Linked DNA regions of Mus musculus: region 1 is linked to region 2. A link is a contact called in ENCODE Hi-C or POLR2A ChIA-PET data. All regions are on one chromosome and are shown on one strand. Each heading gives the region's core, a stretch centred on a gene start or an enhancer-like site at or near the end of the contact. The rest is flanking DNA. Distances are from core to core; before and after follow the strand shown. Region 1 holds the start of Cgnl1 (cingulin-like 1). Region 2 overlaps Cgnl1 (cingulin-like 1).

Region 1 (6,342 bases), core at 975-3,474, 110 kb before region 2:
GGGTCTGAGTGGGAATAGACGGGTGGCAGGTGGTTCAGTTTCCTCCTCGAGGGAGGAGTCCCTACCCTCCCCGCCACAGACACCGCCCCCACACCCTTCCACTTCTCCCTCGGGTGAGCTGTCTATTTCCTGCCCCTGAGTGAGGGCTCGACACACTCATTTCCCAGTACCTGGTTTTGCTCATACGTTGTTTCTCTACCACCAGCCCAGCTACCAGCCCGCTGTTCACAGTTATCCCACAGTTCTATAAAACCTCAGTGGCAGCCGGGCAGTGGTGGCACATGCCTTTAATCCCAGCACTTGGGAGGCAGAGGCAGGAAGATCACTCTGAGTTCAAGGCCAGCCTGGTCTACAGAGAGAATTCTTGACAGCCAGGGCACAGAGACACAGGACACAGAGAAACCCTGTCTTGAAAAACCAAATAAAAACCCCAAATAGTTAAGTAAATAAATAAGTAAACAAACAAACAAATAAGTATATCACTTGATGAATAGAGGTTCAGATCCCAAGCTCCCACATCAGATGCTCAACCTCCTGTAGCTCCAGCAGGTCCCACATCTTCTCTGGTCTCTGTGAACACTGCACATGCATGGTGCACACATATACACCCAGGCACACATGTAGACATGAAATAAATACATCTTTAAAAAACATACCTCTTTCCCTGTGGTCCTATTTCTGTTTCTGGAAACACATCTGGTTACCAGTTTTAGACGCTCTCTGGGACCGTCCCTCCCCACACGGATTCCTCTTGTAAGCCTCCTCCTGGTTTGTACGGTTCTGCCAATCCCGGTGTTCAGAGCCATTTAGGTGCAGGTTCCACTGCAGGCATTTTGAGGTGTCTAAGGCATGGTTAACATGTGTCTGCGCCTGTGTTATATGACACCCTTTCTATCGTCCAGCACAGCCTCCCTTACAGTTTGCCTAATTCCAGATATACCCAAAACCCAGATGTCTTTGCACTGGCAAGCAGTCCCGTTGAGAACACTGTTCATGCAGTTTTATCATCTACAAAGCCCAGACTTGAGAACTAAGCAATCAAGTTTCACAAAAACGTGCAATGTTTTAAGTAGGCTTACTACTTTCTTTTTGTTGGGAGGAGGGACAAAGGTTGCATTCATAACTATACTCGGCTGACTAGGCGTGGAGCATGCCTGGTAGACCCACTGTTTCCAAAGGGGTCCAGGGAGAATAGCTTCCTCCTTTGTCTTCTTTTTAAAGATCACTTGAAAATATTTTTTTTTCAAGTTTTGCCTGCATGTATACCTGTGCGCCACATATATGCAGTACCCGAGGAGGCCAGAAGATGGCACTAGATCCTCCTGGCACTGAAGTTAACAAAGGTTTTGGGAGCTGTCTTGATGGTGCTGGGAATTGAACCAGATCTTATAGAACAGAAACAGATCTTAACTTCTGAGCCATTTCTCCAGCTCTGTAAATAAATACAAGCACGTTTCATCACTGTGCAACTTTTCTTCTATTGCTGTTGCAGTTTTCCTACAAAATAATCACTATTACTTTTTGAAATCTTTTCACGTTACTGTTTTGAGTGACTGAATTTTTGAGTGTTGATTTTATTCAACATGTTTGTCAGTAAACATTTACTTATTAAAATACTGTAAGACACATGCCATTTCTGCAGTCCTTTCTTCAGGAATAACAAGCCGTTGAGTGAGTGCCTCGCTCACTTTACAATGGAGGAAACTGAACTTGGAAATGACACCCTGGCCTTCCCAGTTGGCAATGTAATGCCACCTTCCCTGGAAAACTAACTAAACTAGGGCCTGAGAGTTTGTCTCTAATGTCTGTGCTGCTACCAGGAGCCAGGTGACCTCAGAGCTAGGCCCAGCTTTAGCTTATAGACGTCACTTTGTCACTTCGTGCCTTTTGTGATTTGCTTCTAGGTGACAGAACAAGGCTGAGTGGAAGAATGGGGGGAAACTGAGATCTGGGGTGGGATTGCGGAATAGGGAAAGTTTCCTGGAGGAGGGGTTGTAAGGGGGTGCTGAGAGAGAGAAGAGAGTGGCTGCGGGTGGGAACGGGGTGCTGGTATGGGCGCAGGGAGGTCTCAGGGCGCAGATGGGGCAGGGTTTCAGGGATCGCCCGGGACTGTCCGCGAGGGGCCGCAGTCCTCGGTCCGCCGGGTCCTGGGTCGCTGGGAGGGTCCGGACGCAGACCCGCCTGCTCCTCCTCCCGGGAGGGCGGGCGACTGCAGGGCGGGGCGGGGCTGGCGCGGCCTCCTGGCGACGCGGCGGCCGCTGCTCTCCGGCCCGGCTCTGCGGGCAGCTGCCGGAGCGGGACCCTGGAGGCAGAGGCGGTAAGTGAGCTCCGAGCGGGAGCCCGGAGGGTGTGCGCGGGACCCCGGAGCCCAGACGGTGCCCGGGAACTCGACAGGCTCGAGCTCCTGCAGCTTTGCGCAGTGCTCAGCCTCAGCGTCGGTCGTGGGATCCGGGCGCCGCGGCTGCAGTCCCGGGGCTGGAGGTGCGCTCCTGCCTCCTACGCTGAGCCCAGTACTGCAGACGAGTCGGACAGTTGGTGGCGAGCCTGTACAGGGCTCTAGTGACAGCTGCGGGCGAGCCCCACGGAGCACCGCACTCCCAACCCTTCCCTGCAGTGTTTGATCTCAGTGCTCTTTAAGCCATTCCTTAGAACAGGCTGGTGGCCGCTCCGCTGTCCTGGCCCCGCGTGCCACTGCACTGTCCAGGCAGGTCACCCCGAAAGCCCTTAAACCACGAGAGCACTTTTTTCGCTTTCTGAGGGACTTTTCCAAGTTGCATCACCGTTTGGCTTCAAGGTAGGTGCCTGGCTGTGGTGTTGGACTTACAGAGACTTTTTTTTTTTTTTTTAAGAACTTTGTATATTTACTGTGTGCGTGCCCTTTTACCCCAAGAACCCTTCCAACGCCGAGTACCCTGCTCAAAATACTGTAGGAGTTCTTTTAAAGAGGACTTGGCTTGCAGAGTGGGCTACACACCTGGTGAGATTTAAATCAAAACCAATGAAAAGATTCTCACCTTCCTCGCGCCCCCCACCCCCACCCTGGGTACATCTCTACTCCAGGGGTCTGGGGGTAGTCGGCGGTGGGAACTTTTAAAAAGCGACCCCGGGTGGTTCTGGGTGCAGCCAAGTTTGGAAGAGCAGAGCGCTCAGGCTCCTGACCCACCTCTCCACCAGGGGAGCCTGTGGACGCAGCCTGCTAACCTTAGACCGCAGGTGGTGCCATTTAAAAAATAAAAGTTCTCTTTGTTCCTAATTCTATTTACAGTAAATATTTCCGGGGGCACTTTCTATTTAGGAGGTTGGAGTGTGGGCATTAAATTCTGAAGTCATTGCCAGAGTCAAGGTTATATAGTCCTGTCAGGGAAAACCAAGTGATTCGGAAAAGTGTCTCAGATGAAGAGAACACTTAGGATTTGGTGAGCTTTTGTAGACCTCCTCCTTACACAGGCACGTGTGTACAGACACAAAAGCACTTGTGTTACATAAACGTGGGGATTTTCCTGGGAGTGGAGAGACCCTGAAGGGTTTCATTTGTGAGTTAGTTATTTTTGATGTGTGCTCGCGTCCTCAGGAGCAGCCATGTGTATGTTCCTTGATAGAATAAATAACACCTGAGTTAGGGGGTTAGCGTTTCCAGTACCAAGGCAGAGCTCAGCTCAATCGCCTGTCAGGTGACCTAAGATTGATAGGACAATGGGAAGGCTGAACATCTGTTTGAATCCGGTGGTTTTCTGTCACATATGTTTTATGGGACGTTTTGTCACACGTGTTTTAGGACAAGACGGTTGTCCCTGGGTTAACAGTCATCTCTAAGTTAACGCTCTCTGGTATTCCAAGTATGCTCTCACAAGTCTCCTGGTGGTTGCTGCAACGTGGCCACTAATCAGACTTCCCTTTTCCTTAGGCGATGGTCCTGTATATTGTCTTTTTGTAGTATCAGGATGATGTCCCTTTATGGGTGCCCTGGGGAGGGTGTTTGTCTCTGATCTCTGACATGAGCTAGACTGACGTTGATTTTTGAAAATGAAAAATGATAAAGTGTTGTCCCGTTGGCCTGTCCTGTTTCCTCTCCTCCTACTACGGTGCCCTCTCCTGTCACTGGTCAGCTGCTAGAATGTGACCACTGAGGAGTCACCAACATAGCAATGGCCTGCCTGTGGAGAGTGTGGTGTCACAGGGTGGCCCCTGAACCCAGAACCTCCAACTTCCGCAGAGTGTGTATGTATATGTATATATGTGTGTGCAAATGCATACGTGCATGCCAGACCATCAACATGACTGGTGTACACTTGTGAACCTCCTTCTCACCTGGGGAACAGGGCCCACCTTGAAAGTGTCAGATGCCTGAGAGATGGGAGAGTGGTCTGGCCCTGTCCCACACAGAGCGCAGATTTATTACAATACTTCCCACCCTGGGAGAGCACTTGTGATGTTCTGACCTGACCAGAAGAAATGGGTGAGTGGGGTGCCCTTCATCCAGGGGAAGGGGTACAGCCTCCAGGAAGGTGGTCTGTGCTGAGAGCTGTGATTGTGTTAGAACCATCCACTTAGTATAATGGTTTCTATTTTGTAAGTGTGTGTGTGTGTGTGTGTGTGTGTGTGTGTGTGTGAAGTTACTTTCTCATGTTGATGGAATGAGGAATGACAGAATTTAAAGTGTTTCTTAGTTCTTTTCCTCTGAAACTCATTTATCTAAAAGATGCAGTTAACCTTTTTAAAAGCTCAACTGACTCCTCCCTTCCTTCTTCCCTTCTCCGTCCCGCCCTCCCTCCTTCCCGCCCTCTTCCTCCTTCCCTTCCTTCTGTCCTTTCTTTGGTCCTAATGCTAAAGGGCAGAGACATAGACAGAGGCTGGCACCCAAGGAGAAACATTAAGCTCAAGGGAATTGAAAACTGAGTATTTTTCCCTGGGTAACACCCAAGCACACGTTTCCTTCAGTCCTTTGGCACTGTCATTATGATGAAACAAGGGTATGAGACCCTAGAAGGGGAGGTGGGGGGGGAGGAGGGGTACGGGTGGGGGTGGCACCAGGGTTGAGTGGTCTTCGTGAAGTGGGAAGCTTGCTGGAGTGTTCAATCAAATGTCCCCACTGGGGCTTGTAAGATGGCTCAGCCGGTAAGGATGCTTGCTGGTGACCTGAGTTTGATCCCTGGAACCTACATGGTTGGAGGAGAGGCTTGACTCCCTGCAAGTTGTCTTCTGACCTCCACATGCTCACCCCACACATTTAAAACAAAACAAAACAGCAACCTCCTCTACTTTGCTTTTTCTCATGTTCGCCTTCCTCTGCTCCCCAAGCCAAGGCCCATCCCCACTTTTGTGAGATGTGGGCTGGGGGTGGTAGGAGCTGGGTCTTTCTATACCACCCAGGCTCACTGCTAGCTGAGATCCTCCTGCCTCAGCAAGTGCTGGGATTTACTGCCCAGCCACATGAGAGGTTGTGTTAATGTTTCTTTGGTTACTCATTGAGCAACTATGTAAGAAGCCTATCCCTGCTGGCAAGGCTCTGTCCCACCTGCCAAGGTCTTGGACAGGATACAGTCCTTGCCTTAAGGAGCCTGAGTCTGGGAAGTGGATCTGCAGACTGTGTGTTATGGTGTGCTGTGCACAGTGACCAGCTGGCAGTACGGGGCACAGGCTAGCCTCACCTGGGTGGATTCCCCTGCAGTTTGTGGATATGGAAGGCATAAAAAGCCTTTCTGAGAATAAGTTCCAGCTTATTTCACTGGGACTCTGCTCCAGACTTGAAATGTGGTGTGTGTGTGTGTGTGTGTGTGTGTGTGTGTGTGTGTGTGTTTCCCTGACTGGAGAAGAGAGAGGGGCTAGCACATATCATTCAGTATGGAAGAAAGAGGATGCTGGGCCCTGGGGTGGGGGTGGGGGAGAATGTGTTTGCCCAGAGGGTCTCTAGGGGGCTGGAACACTTGTGTGACCAGGGTAGCCTACCTGGCATTTGGTGACTGGCAATGGAAACCTAGTGTCTGTATCCGTCACAGAGCTGGGTAGAGTGCAGAACTCCAGATTCTCAGAGTGTAGTCTGACTCTGCGCTCAGGCATTACCCTGCCGGGGCTGCTTTTTAAAACAGGGCTCCTGCGCAGACTTCGAAGTCAGCTTCGATCACTCCAGGCTTCCAAGTAGTGTTTCGTAGGGCTGATGACCTCCCAGCCACTCAGGAGACTGAGTTAAGAGTGTAGGTTCAAGGCCTGCCTAGGCTGAGATAAAGGCCAGCTTGGGGCAACTTGAACCCTGTCTCCAAACTACAACTGAAAATACTGCTTGTTTGGTTTTGTTTGTTTGTCTTGGTTTGGTTTTTGTTGTTGTTTTGTTTTTTCCTTTTCTGA
Region 2 (6,166 bases), core at 3,329-5,828:
CACAGCCAGAATAGTGTTTCTTAACCAAGCTTGGTGGAGCCCACACTCCTGCCATTTCTACCCCTGGCAGCCCAGCCAGAACACAGGGTTTCAGGGTCAGTGGGAAATCCTGACACATGGGTATGAGGCAGAGCAATGGAGGTGGCCATCTGATAACCTCCCCTCTCTGTGGCACTCCTGGAGCTTCAGGAAATGAGTGACCTGAGCATCGTGCCCTCGTCAGAGCTTTGTCCTTGGGCAGAACATTCAGCAACTCATCTGAGGCATGTGGGGAGCTCGGTCCCTTGTCCAGATTCCAGACACTGGGTGGGGTGGTTGATGACGGTCACATAAAAATAGTGTGACTTCAGGTGCAAGGCTGATATCTTATCTGTTCCTAGAAGTCATGTTCAACTTAATTGTAAAAGGACTGTGTCGGGACTTCCTGGAGCTCTACAAAAATATATGAGGGCACAGGGTCTTGGAGGGTCAGGGGGAGGGAAGAAGAATGGCCCAGGAGTCAGAGGAGTCAGACAAGGAGCGGGAGATGCAGTAGTGATGTGCGGTTGTCCCCATGGCTCCTGCAGGATGCTCCAAGGGCATCCTGGAACCAGTCTCACAGTCTCTTGGGGCAGTTGTCCTTTTGGTTTGTACTTCAGTTCAAGGCCCTAATATTGATTTTTGGCCTCACTTGTGTCTCTGAGGGACTGGACTACTTTATCAGTTGAAAGGTTGTCTCACGAGAGGAGTTAGTTCCCAGTCAGGATGACAATCCAGGCTCTCTCAGTTGTTTTGGTTTGGGGTGGACGGTTGTTGGGGGTTTTTGTTGGTTTGGTTTTAGCAGAGTCTTCCTGAGGTTCCTGGCTGGCCCTGAAGTCACTGTGTAGCTCATGTGGACCTTGAATTTGTGATACTCCTGTCTCAGCCTCCTAAGTTTATTGGGATTTTAGGCCCACAGACTTGAGCCTTATACTTAGAGAAATAATTAGTACTACACCCAAGTAGCTGCTCTTCTGTCAGAGTCATGGCCTGGAGGTTGGGCACATATTAGAAATTCCAGTCAGTGCTTGACCTTGAGAAACTGGGTAGCTCAGATAACTGGCATTCTCTGATGAACATGAATGCACTCTATGCCTGGCTTAACTTACCTGCAGAAATAGAAACTTTGGTAGGTCAGAGACAGGGAGTAACCTTTATGTTGATACCATCTTCCCTATCACATAAGCCATGGCCTTGAGACTGTTAGACCGTGGTTAACTAAATTTTTTAAAAATGTAGTTTCTTTGTGTGAGTGTTTGTGTTTGTTCACACCCCACAGCACACATGTGGAAGACTTAGCTGGAAAAGCCCATGCTCTCTCCTCATTATATCCCTTTGCCTTTTGGGGATGAAGCTTGTAATGGACTTGAGTTTTATTCTCTGTTAACTTGGGGCAGGCAGTCTGAGCCTGGGAACAGAAGGTCTCTGCATGGCTCAATAAGCTACCTCACCTTGCAGTAATAAATGGACCCACATCTCAGTGGTTGAACTGAAGAACACTTCTTGCTCTTGCCACATCTCTGGTGTGCGTCAAGGCAGATGGGCAGGAGCTCTTTTGCTCATTATTGCTCCTGGGACCCACGTGTCTGTAACCTCTGCTGTAGTGAGAGGGGGCACTGAGCGAACGGGTCTTGGGGTCTGTACCAAGATGTGGCATGCCACTTGTGTGTGTGTTGCATATATGAAGGTGCGTACGTACGTATGTATGTGTATATGTATGTATGTATGTATGAAGTGCAAGTATGGGGTACATGTATGTGTAAGAAGTTCATGTGGGATGTTATAGAGGTACATGTATGAATGCAACCGTGTGTGTGTGTGCATGCATGTATTATGTATGTGGGGATTCTATGTGTGTGCACATGTGTGCATGCATACATGTATGGTTATATGTGTGGATACAGATGTATAGAGCCCAGAGGCCAACCTCACATCTCTCCAGTGCTATCTCCTTTTATAATTTGAGACTCACTGGCTTGGAGCTCACCAGGTAGGCTAGGCTGGCTACCCCCCACTGCACCCCACATCCCTACTCCTGTGAACCTCAGGGATTAGCCTGGCTGGCCCATGAGCCCCAGGGATCCTCCTGTCTCCACCTTCCCAATGCTGGGCTTAGGGTTATAAGCACCCACATCTCATCCAGCTTTAACATCTCATATTCATTTTTAAGACTTTTCTTTTTAAAAGATTTATTTATTTATTTTATGTATATGAGTACACTGTAGCTGTCTGCAGACACAGCAGAAGGGAGTGTCAGATCCCATTACAGATGGTGGTGAGCCACCATGTGGTTGCTGGGATTTGAACTCAGGACCTCTGGAAGAGCAGTCATTGCTCTTAACCACTGAGCCATCTCTCCAGCTGGAGACTTTTATTTTCTAAATTAGCAAAGTATGTTTTAGTGATTCACCCTTCCCTCCTCTCCTCCCCACCCTGGTATCCTAGCCCTTGGGGATCCTCCCCAGCGCTCCCTTGTTAATTTTCCATGGGCCCTTTTCCCCATCCCTTTACCTGTCCTTCCTCATCTCCTATCAGCTTTTAAAACTTTATATATTTATTATTTGTGTGTGGGTGTGTGTAGGTGTCTGCATATGAGTGCAGGTATCCTCAGAGGCCAGAAGAACCTCTGAAGCTAGAGTTACACATGCCTGTGAGCCATCTGATGGAAGTGCTAGGAACAAAGTCATGTCTTCTAGAAGAGCCTCCAGTGTCCCTTAACTGCTGAGCCACCTCTCCAGTCCCCCAGCTTCTTTTATTTTAATTAGGTTTGAGGGGATCAAACTTGGACCCTCATACTTGGACAATAAGCACTTTACTGACTGGGTTTCCTGACTGGGTTTCCTCAGGACCACTTCTTTTATGTTGGGGGAAGAGGGAGCAAAGCCAATCCCATGGTCACCCTCGACTTCAAGGGGACAGGGAACAGGAGGGCAGAAAGAACTGGAAATAGTGGGGGTAGCACATTCATGGGGTCTCTGGTCAGCACTCAAGGGGCTTGTTCTGTAGAGTGGCCTTGGGGGGAGTGCCCTAGAAAGGCCTTGCAAAGCCACTCTAGAGTGACCCTGGGTGCTTTGATTAGATGCCCTCTCTCCACCCCTCTGCCTTTCCCAGTTCTTCTAAGGAGGAAGGTGGCATTTTTGTTACCCAGAATAAGAATCATGTCTATAGCCTGGCTGGGAACGGTTGGCCCAAGGGGACAGAGGCCAGAGTCACCTGCCTCCTTCAAGGCCTTGCCCAACAGGAAGTCTGTGATTCATGCTCTGTAGCACTGGGTGTGCACACCAATTCCTTCCTGGACGCTGTGGGTTGTTTACACAGCGACTAGCGATTTGACATTTGGCACTCTTGTCTCTCACTTCTCTTGATCTGTGCAGGGAATAGAATGCCACCTGTATTTTCTAAGGAAACCAAACTGTGACTCTGTGGCATTGCTATGTAGACAAAACCTCCGAGTGAGCAGGTGGCCTTACCTGGGCCAGGAGAGCCCTGGTGCTGTTTTCCAGGCTGCTGGGTTGGAGCTGGCTGCTGCCCCCCTGCAGGCTGGCTTCCAAGGAGTCCAGAAAACTTCTTGAGGCTGGTAGGAGTTGCTTTCTCAGTTCTGTCCCCGGGAACTGCCACAATAAGTTAAAGTGAGAAATATGTGTAAGTGCACCCTTGTTATGTAAGTTAACCCCAGGGGTTGTAGGACTCAGCCTTCAAGCTTGCAAACAGCCTTGGTCTAGCATCTTGATTCTCAATTGACATTCATTTCCTTTCTCCAGCTGTAACCTTGGATGTAAAAAAGAGAATTTGGCAATGTTCTGAGTGGTCATTTGTCTTAACTTGAGGGTGCTAAGAAGCCCCCATTTAAAAGTGAGGCTTCTGGGTTGAGAGCCATGGTGCAAGCATTTTAGTTTAGGGTTTTTTTGTTTGTTTGTTTGTTTTGTTTTGGGGGGGATGCTCTCATGTAGCCCAAGCAGACTTTGAACTTCTGATCATCTTGCCTCCAACTTTCCAAGTGATGGGATTAATAGCATGTACCACAGTGCCCAGTTTATGAAATGCTGAGGATATAATCCAGAGTTCGTGCATGCTAGGCAACCACACTACCAACTGAGCTTACAACCCCAGCCCTACATTTTGAATTTTAAAAGTTGCATGATTTCCACTGCTTTGGTTGGTCCCCAGCATCTATGGCTATGTGGTGGCAACAGAGCGAGAAGACAAAAGATACACTTTCCTAGGTGACAAGATCTGTGGGGAAGGGGGATGTGTAACGTGGTGGCTTTGAAGACCTGTGTGGCTCCAGGCTGAACCTTTGGTTTGTTTTGGAGGGACACTCACATCAGTATGGGATACTGGACTTCAAAAATCCTGCTCATCTTGTCTAGCATAGGCACTGGCAGCCAGCTGTGTTGTGACTCTCCTTAAGTCCTCTGGTCTGTCAGTGAGCGGGCTAATCTCAAGCAGGAGTCCAACCCCTGGTTTATTTTCCTGCTTCCACCCTTACGTTCTTTCCTGGTGACGCAAGCTCAGAAGCATGGCGTTGTCTGAGCGAAGCCTCTTCCGCAGGCAGCTCCTTGGAGCTAACAGCAGGGGATGCTGGATTCTGTAATCAGATATTTCATATGTTGGTCATAAGGTTAGCTTAGACCAGCCCTCTTTGGGAGGGAGAATATGAAAAAGTGTCTTAAAGATATGACATGAGGCTCTTTTTATCCCCTCCTCCCCCACCTCTTTCCCTCCCTCCCTCCCCACCCCCCATCTTCTGTCAGTCACCAGCCTATGTCTCTTATGTCTCTCATCTGGAAATTTCACATGAACAGAATCATGCATTTAGGCACGAACTCCTGAGCACATGGGCCTTTGGGGAAAATCAACGTTTTCTTTATTTTGGTCGAGAGGGTTTTAATGGAAGTTACTCTTATTCTCATCTTGAATATCTGAATGTGTTTATTATGTGGTTTAAACGACAGCCTGTGTCAAGCACAGTTTGTGAGCAAGTGTTGGTGTGTGTCCATGAATATCAGTTCCTGCAGAGGAGAGCATCAGTTGGAACTGGTATTACAGAGAGCTGTGAGCCTCCAGGTGGGTTCTGGGAATTAAATCCAGATTCTTTGCAAGAGCAGCCAGTGCTTTTAACTGTTGAGCCATCTCTCTAGCCCCAAATATTAGGATGATTTATTATCATAGTTTTTGTCTGGATCTGTGTTTAAATTATGGGTCTCTCTGAGAATTAATCTTGTGGGGATTTTTTATCCTCTTAAAGTAAAACATAACTTATTTTTACAAGGAAACAAGTTTGTGTGTGTGTGTGTGTGTGTGTGTGTGTGTGTGTGTGTATGTGTGTGTGTGTGTGTGTGTACACATGTGTATTGGACTTACTTATCCTCTTCAAAAATCCTGCTCAACCTGTCTAGCATAAGCACTGGCAGCCAGCTGTGTTGTGACTCTCCATAAGGTCCTGTGGTCTGTCAGTGACCAAGCTAATCTCAGCTGGGAGTCCAACCTCTGTTTTATTTTCCTGCTTCCTGCATATATACATTTATCATTGTGTGTAACATGTGATTGTGATGTGTGAGGTGTCATGTTGTGTGCGTGGAGGTCAGAGGTCAGCCTTGTGGCGCTGCTTCCCTCCTTCCCTGTTTGCGTAGGTTCCAGGATTGAACTCAGTTTGTCAGAGCTTCTACCCACTGAGCCATCCTGCCTGCTCCAGGAGACCACTTACATTTTTAAGCTACGTAATCATGAGTTACTATTAAAAAAAAAAAAAACAAAAACAAAAAACCTGGAATAATTAAGTTAGATAAAGAGATAGCAAGAAGTATTTTTCAGTGGTTCTGTATGTGGGGAAACGACCACTTGGGCAACAAGCACACAGAATTTGAATACAGTTTTCTGGAAGCTTTGTCTATTTAGCCTGAGGGATAACGAATTAGTAAGAAGAAGAAGACAATGAGCTGGTGACTTCATTATAGCATTATATTGTAGCATCAAGAAGCTGCATGCTGTCTTCTGCTCTAGGTGTTGTGGCGAGGACTCTGAGACCTGGCGGCAGGTGGAAATGCCATGTGAGTGTCCTAGAAGGTCAAGTCCAGCTCTGTGATTGCCTAGTACTGCCTGCTTTCCTCAAGTTCCTTCCAGGCCCTTAGACTATTAGAACAGAAAG

What was found. A loop is a pair of places that touch in the nucleus more often than their neighbours do. ChIA-PET counts read pairs that join two places held with the same protein, here RNA polymerase II (POLR2A).
Region 1: a map of heart shows a loop between it and region 2 (2.2-fold over the local background). The contact joins the promoter of Cgnl1 here to the enhancer-like site in region 2. A Hi-C loop is called at or near these places in 1 of 37 maps with a recorded cell type or tissue (heart). POLR2A ChIA-PET finds 5 or more read pairs at or near these places in 1 of 5 experiments (Patski).

The regions. Positions count from the first base shown.
Region 1 is chr9:71,767,484-71,773,825 of GRCm38, reverse strand. It overlaps Cgnl1 (cingulin-like 1), which reads left to right and starts at 2,224. Exons shown (of 19, transcript NM_026599.5): 1 at 2,224-2,317.
Region 2 is chr9:71,664,988-71,671,153 of GRCm38, reverse strand. All of the region lies in intron 8 of Cgnl1 (cingulin-like 1), which reads left to right. Among named protein-coding and RNA genes, the nearest start is that of Myzap, 76 kb to the right of the region's middle. Within about 2 kb of position 4,578, at least 1 of the 3 ENCODE cell types and tissues checked has a DNase peak (open chromatin) inside an H3K27ac peak, as active enhancers do; it is heart, where a contact is called at or near this core.